2 separate regions of the Homo sapiens genome follow, and region 2 is linked to region 1. Evidence: chromatin contacts called from ENCODE Hi-C or POLR2A ChIA-PET data. All regions are on one chromosome and are shown on one strand. The core of a region is the stretch at or near the end of the contact, and the rest is flanking DNA. Distances in the headings are between cores, read along the strand shown.

Region 1 (6,958 bases), core at 2,360-4,859:
GTTCTGGGGATTGGTTGCACAACCATGTGATCATACTTAACACTACTGTATTGTACACTTAGAAGTGGTTAAGATGGGCTGGGCGCTGTGGCTCACGCCTGTAATCACAGCACTTTGGGAGGCCGAGGCGGGTGGATCACGAGGTCAGGAGATCAGGACCATCCTGGCTAACACGGTGAAACCCCATCTCTACTAAAAATACAAAAAATTAGCTGGGCGTGGTGGCGAGTGCCTGTAGTCCCAGCTACTCGGGAGGCTGAGGAAGGAGAATGGCATGAACCCGGAAAGGGGAGCTTGCAGTGAGCCGAGATCGCGCCACTGCACTCCAGTCGGGGCGACAGAGCGAGACTCCATCTCAAAAAAAAAAAAAAGAAGTGGTTAAGATGGTAAATTTTACAGGCCGGGTGCGGTGGCTCACACCTCTAATCCCAGCACTTTGGGAGGCCAAGGCGGGTGGATCACGAGGTCAAGAGTTTGAGAACAGCCTGACCAACATGGTGAAACCCCGTCTCTACTAAAAATACAAAAAATTACTCAGGCATGGTGGCAGGTGCCTGTAATCCCAACTACTCGGGAGGCTCGGGCAGGAGAATCGCTTGAACCCAGGAGGTGGAGGTTGCAGTGAGCTGAGATCACACCATTGCCCTCCAGCCTGGGCGACAAGAGTGAGAATCCATCTAAAAAAAAAAGATGGTAAATTTTATGTTATTATTTTTTTCTTTTTCTTTTCACCTGCCTCAGCCTCCCAACGTGCTAGGATTTAGAGGTGTGAGCCACTGCGCCCGGCCATGTTATGTATTTTTTAACCACAATTTTTAAAACATGTAAAGCAGCTTGACCAGCAAGGTGATCCAAACAATATTTTTGTTTGGCAAATGCAAACTTTAGTTCATACATGTAATATGTTACCAAATTAGAATAATATCTTTAAGATTGAAATTTATTCTTTGTGTTGGTTTGAGTCCTCCAAACCAAGATAAAATTAGACATGAAGAGATCTCTTTCTTGGGGAAATCGTCTGTGATGGACAAAGGAGAGGAAGCTGGAGTAGACAAGGACAGCCTCCCACTGTGATGACATCTGGGAGAGGACGGAGTGAGGGCCAGGGAGCAGGCATCCCAGATCAAAGCACGGCGCTAACAAAGTTCCAGCCAGCCTGATCGGGAGTCTTTGAGTCCATGATGCCAATTAGGCCAGGTACAGTGGCTAATGCCTGTGATCCCAACACTTTGAGAGGCTAAGGCAGGAGGAGCGCTGAAGGGTAGAGTTCCAGACTAACATGGGCAACATAGCGAGACCCCCATTTCTACAGAAAAACAAAAAACAAAAAACAAAACAAAACAAAAAACAGAGAGAGAAAGAAAAAAAAAAATTAGCCAGGCATGGTGGCATGCATCTGTAGTCCCAGCAACTCTGGAAGGTGAGGTAGGAAGATTGATTGAGCCCAGGAATTCAAGGCTGCATTGATCTATGATCGTGCCACTGCACCGCACTCCAGCCTGGGCAGCAGAGTGTGATCCTGTCTCAAAAAAGTAAAAATAAACTCTCCCTTCCAAAAAAAAAAAAGAACAGAGTTTCCAATTAGATGTGTCCCCTGGGGCCATTTCTCTCTCCACACAAAATAGATGACCAGCCACACCACCACTCACAACTCTGCCAGTTGGGAAGCTTTCCCTCTCTACTGTCTTTCACTACCTTTCGTGAAGTGGTTGTAATGCAGCCACTGTCCATTTTTGGCTTCCAAGCCAGCCCATCTGTAAACTGAGCTCAAGCCTTTGCCTTCTCTTCCAGGTGGTCATGAACTCCCCAAGCCCCTGCAAATATAGTGATAAATTTGAGCTGGGGGAGGGATCCTGGTGCAAATGTGGTGGGTGCCATGTTGGTCTGGGCTACCTGCTCATGCAGCTTACTCATGCTTTCTGGTCCTGCTGGAGCCCAATGCTGGATTAACCATTTCCATTTGCAATGGACTGAGGCTGGGCCTGTCCTGCTTAATAACTCAGCTGGTAGAGGGCAGGACTGGATGCATGGTCACTTGGTACCCCATATATCCAGCGTTCTGTCTCTACCAGGGTATAGTAACAGGCCAGGAGTTATTTCTCAAAAGACACGTAATTCTCTGCTGTGGATTGTATGGTCTTGTTTCAGAATCCTGGGTCCTTTATTGTGATTCTCCTGCTGGGTCTTGCTTTAAGATTCCTGCTGCATCTTTTTTCACCACTGACACCCCCAATGCCATAGAGTCTGTTGTATCACACAGCCCAGTTGGCAGGGCTGTTTGCATCATAGCCTCGAATTGCTACAGAGCCCATTCTTGCTCTGGGTTCACTTGGAGCTGGCATCTATTTATGTCACCTGGGGATAGCATCCATTTGTGTCACCTTGTATATGGACATATTAAGTATTGCTAAATGTGGTCTGCATTGTCCCTAGAACCTAAAGAGGCCTACCACCAGAGAGAAGGTGGTAGGGCTCCAGCTCTCTGCTGTCATCTCCAGTGATTCTATTCTGGCCCCAACCTTGTGCACCCTGAGCAGCAAAACAAAAACCCTCCCTCAGATCCAGGGAGTGCCTGTCAATGCTAATGCATGCCCCTTGCAGGGGAAGGGGGCTGACCCGCTCCCCAAGCACTTCATCACAGCTTGCTTTCTAAGCACATCCAGAGTTCACCCTCCCTAGGAGAAGTCTCCCCGTCCTGCCCTCTGTCCTCTTTCATCCCCATGGGGAGCAGAGAGAGAGCTCCTGTGTTGCCTCCCTGATCCTTACCATGTCCCACATCAGCGTAGAAGTTAACAGCATGGACTTTGGGTTCCACCGGAGCTTGATTCCATTCTTGAGTGGAATGGAACCTAAGCTACTCCATTCCTTGGTTTTCTGATCTGTAAGATGACGGCAATAATACCAACTGTACCAGATTGTTTTGAGGATTTAAGGAGATGACTACGATGCACAGTGTGACGCATGATGTTGCTGTCATCACCCCAGGTTCCAGCGGCTTGTTTAGAGGCTGTTTCACTCATTTAATTGGAAGCTCCTTGAAGATCAGAATGGTCTTTTCCAGACATTCCCCCTAGGATACTAAGGACACAGTAGATATTCAGTAACTATTTAGGGATGTCTCTTGAATGTATACCCATTTTTATCAGCCACGTTTTTTTCCTTCCAGAAATGCAGGATGTTAATATCTGAGAGGAGCTGCTGTTAGCATGTAGGAAGCACCAGGTGGTGAACAGAGCAGGGGCCTCCCAGTGGGACAGGGGAAGAAGGACACTATGATAAATCGTGTTAATTTTCTAGGCCCCAGTTTCCTTATTGGGAGAATGGAGAGATTGATAGATACCATTACAAGGTTGTGGCGAAGGTTTTCATAAACTATGCTTAACACGCTGCCAAGGACACAGTAAGGGCTGAGAAACAGCAGCTGCTATTATTACTATCAATTTAAGAGTTATTGTTAAAGAAGTGAAACTGAACGCGCTTAGGTGTGCGCTCAAAGCCAGCAACCTGGCTGGGTCCGCACGGAGACAGGCGGGGCAGCGCGGGGAGGGGCCACCGGAAGCCCCACCCCTTTCCTCGCGTCCGGTCGCCCGGGCAACGCGCCACCGCGTCGCAGCCGGAGTGACGCGTGGCCGCCGGCACCCGGAGCTCCTGGGCACACGGCATTGGCAGGGGCCGCTTCGGCAGAGTGATGACTGATGATGAGTCCGAGAGCGTCCTCTCCGACTCCCATGAAGGGTCGGAGCTGGAGCTGCCTGTTATCCAGCTGTGCGGGCTGGTGGAGGAGCTCAGGTACCGCCGCCCGCGCCTGGGGGCCGCCCCTCTTCCTCCTAGGCCCTCCTCTCCGGGCGGCCTCGGACTTGGGGACCAGCATGGAGAAGATCCAAGCCCTCACTGAGCACTGGGGAGACTTTTCCTCTTTACTCCTTACTCCACCACCACTGAGCCAACAAGCTGTTGGTGGAGCTAGAACGGGGTGGTAGGGCGAGGGGATGGGGCCGGTGGTGAGAAGCCCAGAGGGTAATTGGGGAAGTGAGGGTTTCAGCCGGAGGAGTCTCTCTCATGCCAGACGGTGTGCTTAGCCGATCCACAATTCTACAGCAGCAATTTGGACCAGGTGACTTCTAAGCCCTTTTCTGATGCTAAGATTCTATGATAAGGCTGGGCGCGGTGGCTCACGCCTGTAATCTCAGCACTTTAGGAGGCCGAGGCGGACGGATCGCTTGAGGTCAGGAGTTCGAGACCAGCCTGGCCAACATGGTGAAACCCCGTATCTACTAAAGATACAAAAATTAGCCAGGCGTGGTGGCGCGTGCCTGTAATCCCATCTACTCTGGAGGCTGAGGCAGGAGAATCACTTGAACTTGGGAGGCGGAGGTTGCAGTGAGCCGAGATTGTGCCACTGCACCCCAGCCTGGGCAACAGAGAGGGACTAAGTCTCAAAAAAAAAAAAAAAAAAAATTATATGATAAAACTAACACGGCAGCAGAATAGAAAGCAAGCTATTGAGATGGTTTTAGTATGAGGCAATGTGTGCCTGAACCTGGATATAAGCATGGAGATGGACAGTAAAGAATGGCCCGATAGTCTGCGTTTATTTTGTTTTATTTTATTTTGCAGTCTGCTTTATATATTCTACTATAGCAAGTAAATTGGATATAAAGATTCCATGATGTAGTTAAGATTAGTTGTACAACTTACTGGTCTTGCACAGAATATCCTAGCTCTAGCAGCTGAATAGATGTTACTTCTATACATCTACAAATACTTTAGGTCAGAACTGAGGTATTATTACTAACAGCTCTCATTTTTGAGTGTTTCTATGTACCATGCATTTACATATATGATCTTATATGATGACACTGCAACCCTAGGAAGTGGGTAAGGAAACAAAGACGCAGAGGTGAAGTCACTTCCCTAAGTTCACACAGTCAGTGGTAGTGCTGGGATTCAAACTCAGGTGTGACTCCACAGACTACATACACCTGGAGCATGCTCTATGCTGAAAAAGCAAGCTACTTTGATAGATTGTGTTTTCCATTCAGCTTTTTCCACTAGTTTGTTTTGTTTTGTTTTGTTTTTGATACGGAATCTCACTCGCTCTGTCGCCCAGGCTGAAGTACAATGGCATGATCTCGGCTCACTGCAACCTCTGCTTCCCAGGTTCAAGTGATTCTCCTGCCTCAGACCCCTGAATAGCTGGGATTACAGGCACCTGCCACCACACCCAGCTAATTCTTGTACTTTTAGTAGAGATGGGGTTTCACAATGTTGATCAGGCTGGTCTCGAACTCCTGACCTCAGGTGATCCACCTGCCTCGGCTTCCCAAAGTGCTGGGATTACAGGTGTGAGCCACCACACCTGGCCCCACTAGTCTTAAAATTCAGCCAAACAGGAATTATTAAAAGTAATAGCAAAAACTGCAATTACTTTTGTACCAACCTAATAGATTAATAACACATGAAAACATCAAAGCTGTTCTCTCTCTCATATACATATACATACATATGTGTGTGTAACACACACACACATACACACGTATGAGAAGTTAAGAAGTTAAAAAGGTTATAACCTTGGCATATACAGGATAAACTAGGTATGTTATCTCTTCCTCTGTTCAAAGTTTTCCAGAGTTTATGATAAACTTCTGGTTGATACTTTTCATCTATTGGGTACTGAAAATAAAAGAACTGAAAAACAAACCAAAGGAAACATCTGAAGATTGTGGGTGTGTTTAACTTCAAGAATATAGTAATTCAGGTTGGGCACAGTGGCTATTATTGCCTATAATCTCAGCACTTTGGGAAACCAAGGTGGGAGGATCACTTTAGGCCAGGAGTTCATGGCCAGCCTTGACAACATAGCAAGATACCACCTCTACAAAAAAAATTATAAATTAGCCAGGCATGGCATTGTGCACCTGCAGTCCTAGCTACTTGGGAGGCTGAGGCAGGAGGATTGCTTGATCCCAGGAGTTCCAGGTTACAGTGAGTGCAACAGAGTAAGACCCTGTCTCTTAAACAAATAAAATATATATATGTATATATATAATATATAGTAATTCAGAAATAATCTCCCACATGGGTTCAATGATACTTGAAGATGAAACCTATGAGAATTTTCAATGTAATACTAGTGTTCTGAATTTTGTGGCTCATTAAACATATTAATAAAAATATCAAATATATAGCACTTACTATGTGTCAGGCACTGTGCCAGAGGCTTTGTCTTCCTTATTGGAACCCTAAAAGTTAAGTGCTATTCTTAATACCCATTTTATAGGTGAGGAAACTAAGGCACCAAGGGGCTAACGGGTTTTGCAGGTCTACTAGTTATTAAACACTAGTTATTTGAGGTTTAAACTCTTATTACTAGAACTTACTCAGGTACCCTGTCTTGCAGCTATGTAAACTCTGCTCTCAAAACTGAGACTGAGATGTTTGAGAAATATTACGCTAAACTGGAGCCCAGGGATCAGCGACCTCCACGATTATCAGAAATTAAAATATCAGCAGCAGATTATGCACAGGTACACAATGGAGATCTAGATCATTCTTTTATTGTTTGTCACCTTAAATGCAAGTGGTATTTGTTTATCTGCCTTTGGTGCGCCCTCTGTGGCCAATTGACCATGGGACCTTCTCCCTGTTTTACTTTTGATTTTTCTTTGCCCTCTAGGGTTTCTCTTTCAAGTGACTGTGAAAGAAACTGGGTTCAGTTAATAGTGGATTGACTCTCCCAGCATATCTTAGTTTACTTGAAAGAATTCCCTTTGGCTAGGTGCAGTGGCTTAGGCCTGTCCCAGTGCTTTGGGAGGCTAAGGTGGGAGGATCACATGAGACCAGGAGTTCGAGACCTTCCTGGGCAATATTGCAAGACCCCATCTTTACAAAAGAAAATTCTTAAATTAGCCAGATGTGGTGATATGCACCTGTAGTTTTAGCTACTTGGGAGGCTGAG
Region 2 (6,958 bases), core at 1,558-4,057, 240 kb after region 1:
TATCACACAGCTTCTTAAAAAAAATCATAACTTACTTTTTTTTTTTTTTTTTTTGATGGAGTCTCGCTTTGTCCCCAGGCTGGAGTACAGTGGCGCAATCTCGGCTCACTGCAAGCTCTGCCTCCCAGGTTCACGCCATTCTCCTGCCTCAGCCTCCCGAGTAGCTGGGACTACAGGCACCCACCACCATGCCCAGCTAATTTTTTTGTATTTTTAGTAGAGACGGGGTTTCACCAGGTTAGCCAGACTGGTCTCTTAACTCCTGACCTCGTGATCCACCTGCCTTGGCCTCCCAAAGTGCTGAGATTACAGGCATGAGCCACCACGCCCGGCCCATAACTTTCTTTAGAAGAAACTTCTCTGCCACCGTGCTGTGGAAATGTCTGCTCTGGCGTCTTTCTTGTGGAGCCCCACAACTCCAGCCAAGCCCTGGACTGTCTGTTTTTCATGGGCTGAGACATTCCCGGTTCTCTGGATGATGAGGTCTCTCTCTGCCCCCTTCCCCGCCACCACCTCCGTCACAGGCCATCTGTCCCTGCACTGCCCACTCTCAGCCCTTTTAATAGCATGGGCCTTGGGGAGGATGGTGTCCAGGGTGGTTTCATAACAGGCCGGGGGAGGGGGGCTACAGGGATACCCCAGGGCTACTAAGGGGTTTAATTGAGATGGGTGTTCAGGAAGGCAGGTGGCTAAAATGTCCTGATGCGGAAGAGTTTTCCAAGGAGGGGACCCCTCTTTCAGCTCTCCCAGCCCCCACACCCTGGATGGATGGGTGAGTGTGCACACATCTGAAAGGATGGAAATGGGAGCGGGAGAGCCTTGAGGATGCCTTTCTAAAAATACAGCCCATCTGCATTGTGTTAGCTGGTTTCCTCGGAAACCACTGGGAGCCGGGACTCCAGCATGGCACGTGCACAGGGACCCAGGCCTGCTTTTTCATTTATTGTAACAGGAATTTTCCCATTATATTAAATAATATTTTATTATTGACACACAGTTTATCTTGTACCCTATTGATGGACATTTTCTTCCAATTTTTTTCTGTGTTATAAATGGCACTGTGGTAAGAATTCTTATAGATAAATTATTTGTTGCCATCTCTGGTTTCCTTAGGCAATTTCTCCACGGGAGAGGATTGCTGAGTCTGAGAGTATGAACCTTTTAAATAGTTTTAATTCATTTGTAAAACTGCCCTCCAGAAAGATATGTCCATTTATATACTTACAAGCCATATAAGAAGGTGCCTGTTTCAGTGCACCTTCGCTAGCGGTGTAAACTTTGCCAATGCCATTGGCAAAAAAAGAAAGAGCTATCCATTCATTCATTCATTTGAGACACGGTCTTGCTCTGTCACTCAGGCTGGAGTGCAGTGGTGCAATCATAGCTCCCTGTAGCCTTGAACTCCTGGTCTCAAGTGATCCTCCCACCTCAGCCTCCTGAGTAGCTGGGACCACAGGCTCTCACCACCACACCCAGCTACTTTATTTTTTTCGTAGAGATGGGGCCTTGCTATGTTGTCCAGGTTGGTCCTGAACCTCTGGGCTCAAGCACTCCTCCGGCCTCAGCCTCTCAAAATGCTGGGATTATAGGCATGAGCCACTGTGCCTGGCCAAAAAAAAAAAAAGTATCTTAATTTAAATTTCTTTGACTTCTAGTGAGCTTGAATATTTTTCCATGTATGTACTGGCCAATTTAAATTCTTTTATGAATTTCTAGATTATGTCCTTGGCTAGTTTTTCTCTTGGTGCATTCTGACCTCTGCCATCCTGAAGTTGAGGGATGGTGGTGCCATTCCTAGAGGAATTGTGGGGTCCTGGGACCCTCTGTCTTCCTTCCCTCACCACTGGCTCCTACACACACACACACACACACACACACACACACACACACACACACACACACGCCTGCATGTATGACCCATTCTTCCTCTGAGGTTCAGAAACCCCTGGGGTTTCCCAGCAATTAGGGCCCGGGCCCACCCTCTGGCAGCTGAGCAGCCCCTGTGTATCACCCCTCCCTGTTGGTGGCCTGAACTGAGACCTGCACCCCCTCTTTCAACATCACTCGGCCTGCCACACCACCAGGGCCTCTACTCCCACCCACCCCTCCCTGGCCCATCTTCACAGAGGCTTGTCCTGGGAGCCCTCTGGGGAGCTCTCAGCTCTGTTCCTCTCCAGTCTCTCTATCCTCCAGAACCCCACTGTCCCCTTCAGACACCAGAGGCCCTCGGCAGGGGACTTCTGTCTGCGTCTGACCCTGTGTTTGGCCTCCCTGCACGTGCCCTTCTGTTTCTCAATAAAGGCAGAATGTTGCATGTAATTGTTTTAGGAATCATGACGTTGCTTTTCTGTTTTATTTGGAAACGTTTTAATTTTTAAGAGCAAATAATAGGCTGGGCATGGTGGCTCACACCTGAAATCTCAACACTTTGGGAGACCAAGACGGGTGGATCACTTGAGGTCAGGAGTTTGAGACCAGGCTGACCACCATGGTGAAACCCCGTCTTTACTAAAAAACACAAAAATTAGCAAGGTGGTGGTGTGCACCTGTAATCCCAGCTACTTGGGAGGCTGAGGAAGGAGAATCACTTGAACTCAGGAGGCGAAGGTTGCAGCGAGCCAAGATTACGCCACTGCACTCCAGCCTGGGTGACAGAGTGAGACTCCGTGTAAAAAAAAAAAAAAGAAAAACGGAAAAACAAATACTATAATGGTATCCCCCAAGCCAGACAGGCGGGTCTTGCAGACGGAGGCCTGGGGGCCCTAAGTGCCTGAGTGGGCTGCGCTTGGGGGCCAGGGGGACAGTGCATCTGGTTTCCGCGCTCCCGCCCCAGCCCCGACTTGCGCTGTCCTTCTCCGCCCGGGCGTCCCCGCCGCAGCAGGCCTCAACCTCGCCCTCCCTCCCTAGGCCTCCTGCTCCACGACGTGACCATGGCCGGGCTGCAGGAGCTGCGATTCCCTGAGGAGAAGCCGCTGCTCCGGGGCCAGGACGCCACCGAGCTGGTGAGTTGGAGTCGCGCCTTTGAGGTCTTAGGGCCGAGCGCGCCACCTCGTGGCCAAGAGGGAGACCGCGTGCCTTTCCTGCAGCCGACCCTCCCTAGGGCCAGCCACACCGAGAAGCCCTGTCCCTGCCTGTGGGGGGAGTTCCGGCAGGCCTGAGTGCCACCCAGACCCAGCCAGCCTCACGGTGGCTTCAGCCGTCTTTGAGGCTAAAGGCGCCACAGGAGAGTTATCCCGGCTTTAATGACGAGAAAACCGAGGCACAGAGAGGTGAACCCAGTTGGCCAAGGTCACACAGCTAGTGGGGAATGAGGCCATATCAACCCCTGTTTCTGGACAGCCCAGGAGCCCCAAGTGCTGGCTCCAGCAGGGCATGCTGCTCCTCCGTCTGTGCGCTCTTTTCCTTATCTGCCTCCCAAGCCTCTGCGGCACCTGGGCAAGTCTAACCAACAGTGCCACCCGGGGCAGTGGGACAGAGGCATCACAGGTTATGATTTTGTCCCAAAGACCCCTCCGTCAAGGGACAAGGCATTAGAGGCCAGAGTGACTTTCATGCCACCCTTTTTTGTTGTGACAACACCCTGTCCACCTTCCCTTTCCCTCCCTCCCAGTGCCGTCATACTGGTGACTGTGACACAAACCACTTTCAAAAAGTGTGGGTTCCCTGCTTGTTGGATTCTGAGGCATCAGGGCTGGGGTCCCTGCAAGTTATGCTGCCCGGACCCCCTTCTTTTACAGATGGGGAGGCCAGGAGCCCAGCCCCTCAAATCTGCAGGGCACTGTAGTCTGCCCTGCCCTGCCTCCCCAGCCTCCCATCACCAGGAGGGGAGCCCAGGAGCTACTGAGCAGCCAGGATTGGAACTGTGCAGCCAGCCAGGGATCCAGGGATCCAACCACATGAGGTTGCAGTCCTGCCCCCAGGAAGAGTACAGTGTTATCTTCCAGACAGAACCTTGAGTTAACTGATAAGGCCTGGCTTATCCGAGGGCAGCCACGGATAAGCTGCCCTGGTGGGGTGGTGACTGCACATTTTTCAAGCCCTTTATTCTAAGTTTACTTGCTCCCTGGTCTGAGCCTCCATCAGCTGCTACCCCAGGATGCTTGCAGAAGCCTCCTTGCTGGTCTTTTTGCTTCTGCCTTCGCTCTGTACCCTTTTAAAATAAGCCATGAGCTGGGCATGGTGGCTCACACCTATAATCCCAGCACTTTGGGAGGCCGAGGTGGGCAGATCACCTGAGGTCAGCAGTTTGAGACCAGCCTGGCCAACATGGTGAAACCCTGTCTCTACTAAAAATACAAAAATTAGCCCGGGCGTGGTAGTGGGCGCCTGTAATCCCAGCTACTCAGGAGGCAGAATCGCTTGAACCCGGGAGGTTCAACCCCAAGACTGCACCGCCGCACTCCAGCCTGGGCAACAGAGCAAGACTGTCTCAAAACATAAATAAATAAAAAATAAGCCATGTCACTTCTCTGCTTAACGAGCCATCTCAGTCAGACATGGGACCCAGGATGCAATCTGCACCAGCTCCCCCGCCTGTTCCCAGCTTACTTCTCTCTAGCCTCCTTGAACATGCCCATCATATTCCTAGTACATCTGCTTGGGATACACTAGCCCAGAAATTTGCAGGGCTGGCTCCACTCCTTGTTTTATTCAGGCCTCTGCTCAAATGCTCCCTCCTCAGAGAGTCCCTCTCTAACCCCTGGGTCTAATATTGAAACCCCAACATGCTCTGGCCCTGGCCGTGTCACTTAGCCTGGTTTGTGTCTGCCCCGCCCCGCAGGTTCCCAGGACAGAGATCTGTTCTGTTTTGCACCCCCAGGTCTCCCCAGTGCCTCACACAGCACACATAGCTCTCAGTAAAAACATGGGCTGGGTGGAAGCCACAGATGGTGATACAGCTCAGAAGGAAGAAGTTTCTCAGAACTTTCTAAAAAGTGCCCCCCTACTCCCCACTCCTGCCTGTGTCTTTCTTTCTGTCTTTTCCTTCTTTCTTTCTTTTTTTTTCTTTTCTTCTGAAGCAGGGTCTCACTCTGTCACCCAGGCTGGAGTGCAGTAGTGCCATCATAGCCCACTGCAGCCTCAACTTCCTGGGCTCAAGTGATCCTCCTGCCTCAGCCTCCCGAGTAGCGAGGATCTTAGGCATGTGCCACCACAACTGGCTAATTTTTCCATTTTGTAGAGATCAGTCTTGCTCTGTTGCCCAGACTGGTCTTGAACTTCTGGGTGCAAGTGATCCTCCTACCTCAGCCTTCCTAAGTGCTGGGATTACAGGCCTGAGCCTCTGTGCCTGCCTACCAGCCTGTCTTTTGAGGCATGAAAGCAGAGTTCTCCTGTGAGGTTTTGATAGGGCAGATGGTGGCCCTTGGGGACCCCTGCATCCCATCGCAAGTGCTGAAGTGTGCAGGTTGCGGGACAGCCGCACGGAGGTGCTGCCTGCTGGTATGGAGTGTGCCTCTGTGGTCCAGCAGGGCCCCCCAGTACAATGGGGAGAACTAGGGCATCTTGGCCTGGTAACTTCCATGCCTGTCTCTTCCACTGCCCACCTCAGCTGGGCACCCTTCTCTGCCTACCCTGGCCCAGCCCTCACTGCCCCTCCCTCCCTGACTCAGTGGGCACACTCCTGCCTCCTCATGCCCTCTGGGCACCCTGGCCCTACTGCAGGTGGTGTCTCTATCTACCCATCACGAGGACCAGAGTTTGCCACTATAACATCCTCACCCCTGCATGAGGGTCTCCGTTTCAGATCCTGTGGAGGCTTCTTCCCTCTTTCATGAGTCAGCACAGGCCCCATGCTGTGGGCCTGGGCACATCTGCTTTTTCCAAAGGCACCTCAAAAGCCCCATTCCCGCCAGACATGTTGGCTCACGCCTGTAATCCCAGCACTTTGGGAGCCCAAGGTGGGCGGGTCACCTGAGATCCGGAGTTCAAGACCAGCCTGGCCAACATGGCGAAACCCCATCTCTACTAAAATTATAAAAATTAGCTGGGCATGGTGGCGCATGCCTGTACTCCCAGCTATTCGGGAGGCTGAAGCAGGAGAATCACTTGAACCTGGGAGGTGGAGGTTGCAGTGAGCCAAGATTACACCACTACACTCCAGCCTGGGCGACAGAGCGAGGCTCTGTCTCAAAAACAAAATAAAAGCCGGCCGGGCATGGTGGCTCACACCTATAATCCCAGCACTTTGGGAGGCCGAGGCGAGCGGATCACTTGAGGTCAGGAGTTCGAGACCAGCCTGACCAACATGGTGAAACCCTGTCTCTACTAAAAATACAAAATTAGCCAGATGTGGTGGTGAGCTCCTATAATCCCAGCTACTCGGGAGGCTGAGGCAGGAGAATCACTTCAACCCGGGAGGTGGAGGTGGCAGTGAGCCCAGATCTCACCAGTGCACTCCAGCCTGGGAGACAGAGTAAGACTCTGTCTCTAAATAAATAAAGCCCCACCCCACACCCGACACAGCCTCCTGGATGCTGCAGCGTGGCACCCCATGCAGTCCTACCCCCTCTCTCTGTCTTCAAGAGCTAGTCTGGCTCTCTCAGGCTGTGGCGCTCACAGACGATTCTCCTTTTCCAGCTGCAGTGCTGAAAGCATCCATCCTTTTCACTTTTTTTTTTTTCATTTTATTTAAGACAGAGTTTTGCTTTTGTTGCCCAGGCTGGAATGCAATGGCGCGATCTCAGCTCACCACAACCTCCGCCTCCCCAATTCAAGTGATTCTCCTGCCTCAGCCTCCCAAGTAGCTGGGATTACAGGCATGAGCCACCACACCCGGCTAATTTTGTATTTTTAGTAGAGATGGAGTTTCTCCATGTTGGTCAGGCTGGCCTCAAACTCCCAACCTCAGGTGATTGGCTCGCCTTGGCCTCCCAAAGTGCTGGGATTACAGGCATGATCCACTGTGCCCAGCCCCATCCTTTTCACTTTTTATTTATTTTTTGTTTAGAGATAAGTCTGG

The links. A loop is a pair of places that touch in the nucleus more often than their neighbours do. ChIA-PET counts read pairs that join two places held with the same protein, here RNA polymerase II (POLR2A). Pooled maps may share reads with other maps.
Region 2: a pooled map shows a loop between it and region 1 (1.9-fold over the local background). The contact joins the enhancer-like site here to the promoter of CFAP263 in region 1. A Hi-C loop is called at or near these places in 4 of 37 single-sample maps with no recorded cell type and 5 of 50 pooled maps. POLR2A ChIA-PET finds 5 or more read pairs at or near these places in 3 of 52 experiments (HEK293, OCI-LY7 and activated CD4-positive, alpha-beta T cell).

Annotation. Positions count from the first base shown.
Region 1 is chr16:58,246,327-58,253,284 of GRCh38, forward strand. CFAP263 (cilia and flagella associated protein 263) reads left to right here and starts at 3,610. Exons shown (of 9, transcript NM_014157.4): 1 at 3,610-3,789; 2 at 6,401-6,527. The coding sequence starts at 3,689. It overlaps LOC105371293 (a long non-coding RNA gene), which reads right to left and starts at 3,533. Exons shown (of 4, transcript XR_933630.2): 1 at 3,341-3,533; 2 at 2,767-3,078. RefSeq lists a silencer at 3,441-3,920.
Region 2 is chr16:58,484,849-58,491,806 of GRCh38, forward strand. It overlaps a transcript of NDRG4 not described here. Among named protein-coding and RNA genes, the nearest start is that of NDRG4, 12 kb to the right of the region's middle. RefSeq lists a silencer at 2,723-3,074 and an enhancer at 2,984-3,143. Within about 2 kb of position 2,808, at least 5 of the 41 ENCODE cell types and tissues checked have a DNase peak (open chromatin) inside an H3K27ac peak, as active enhancers do.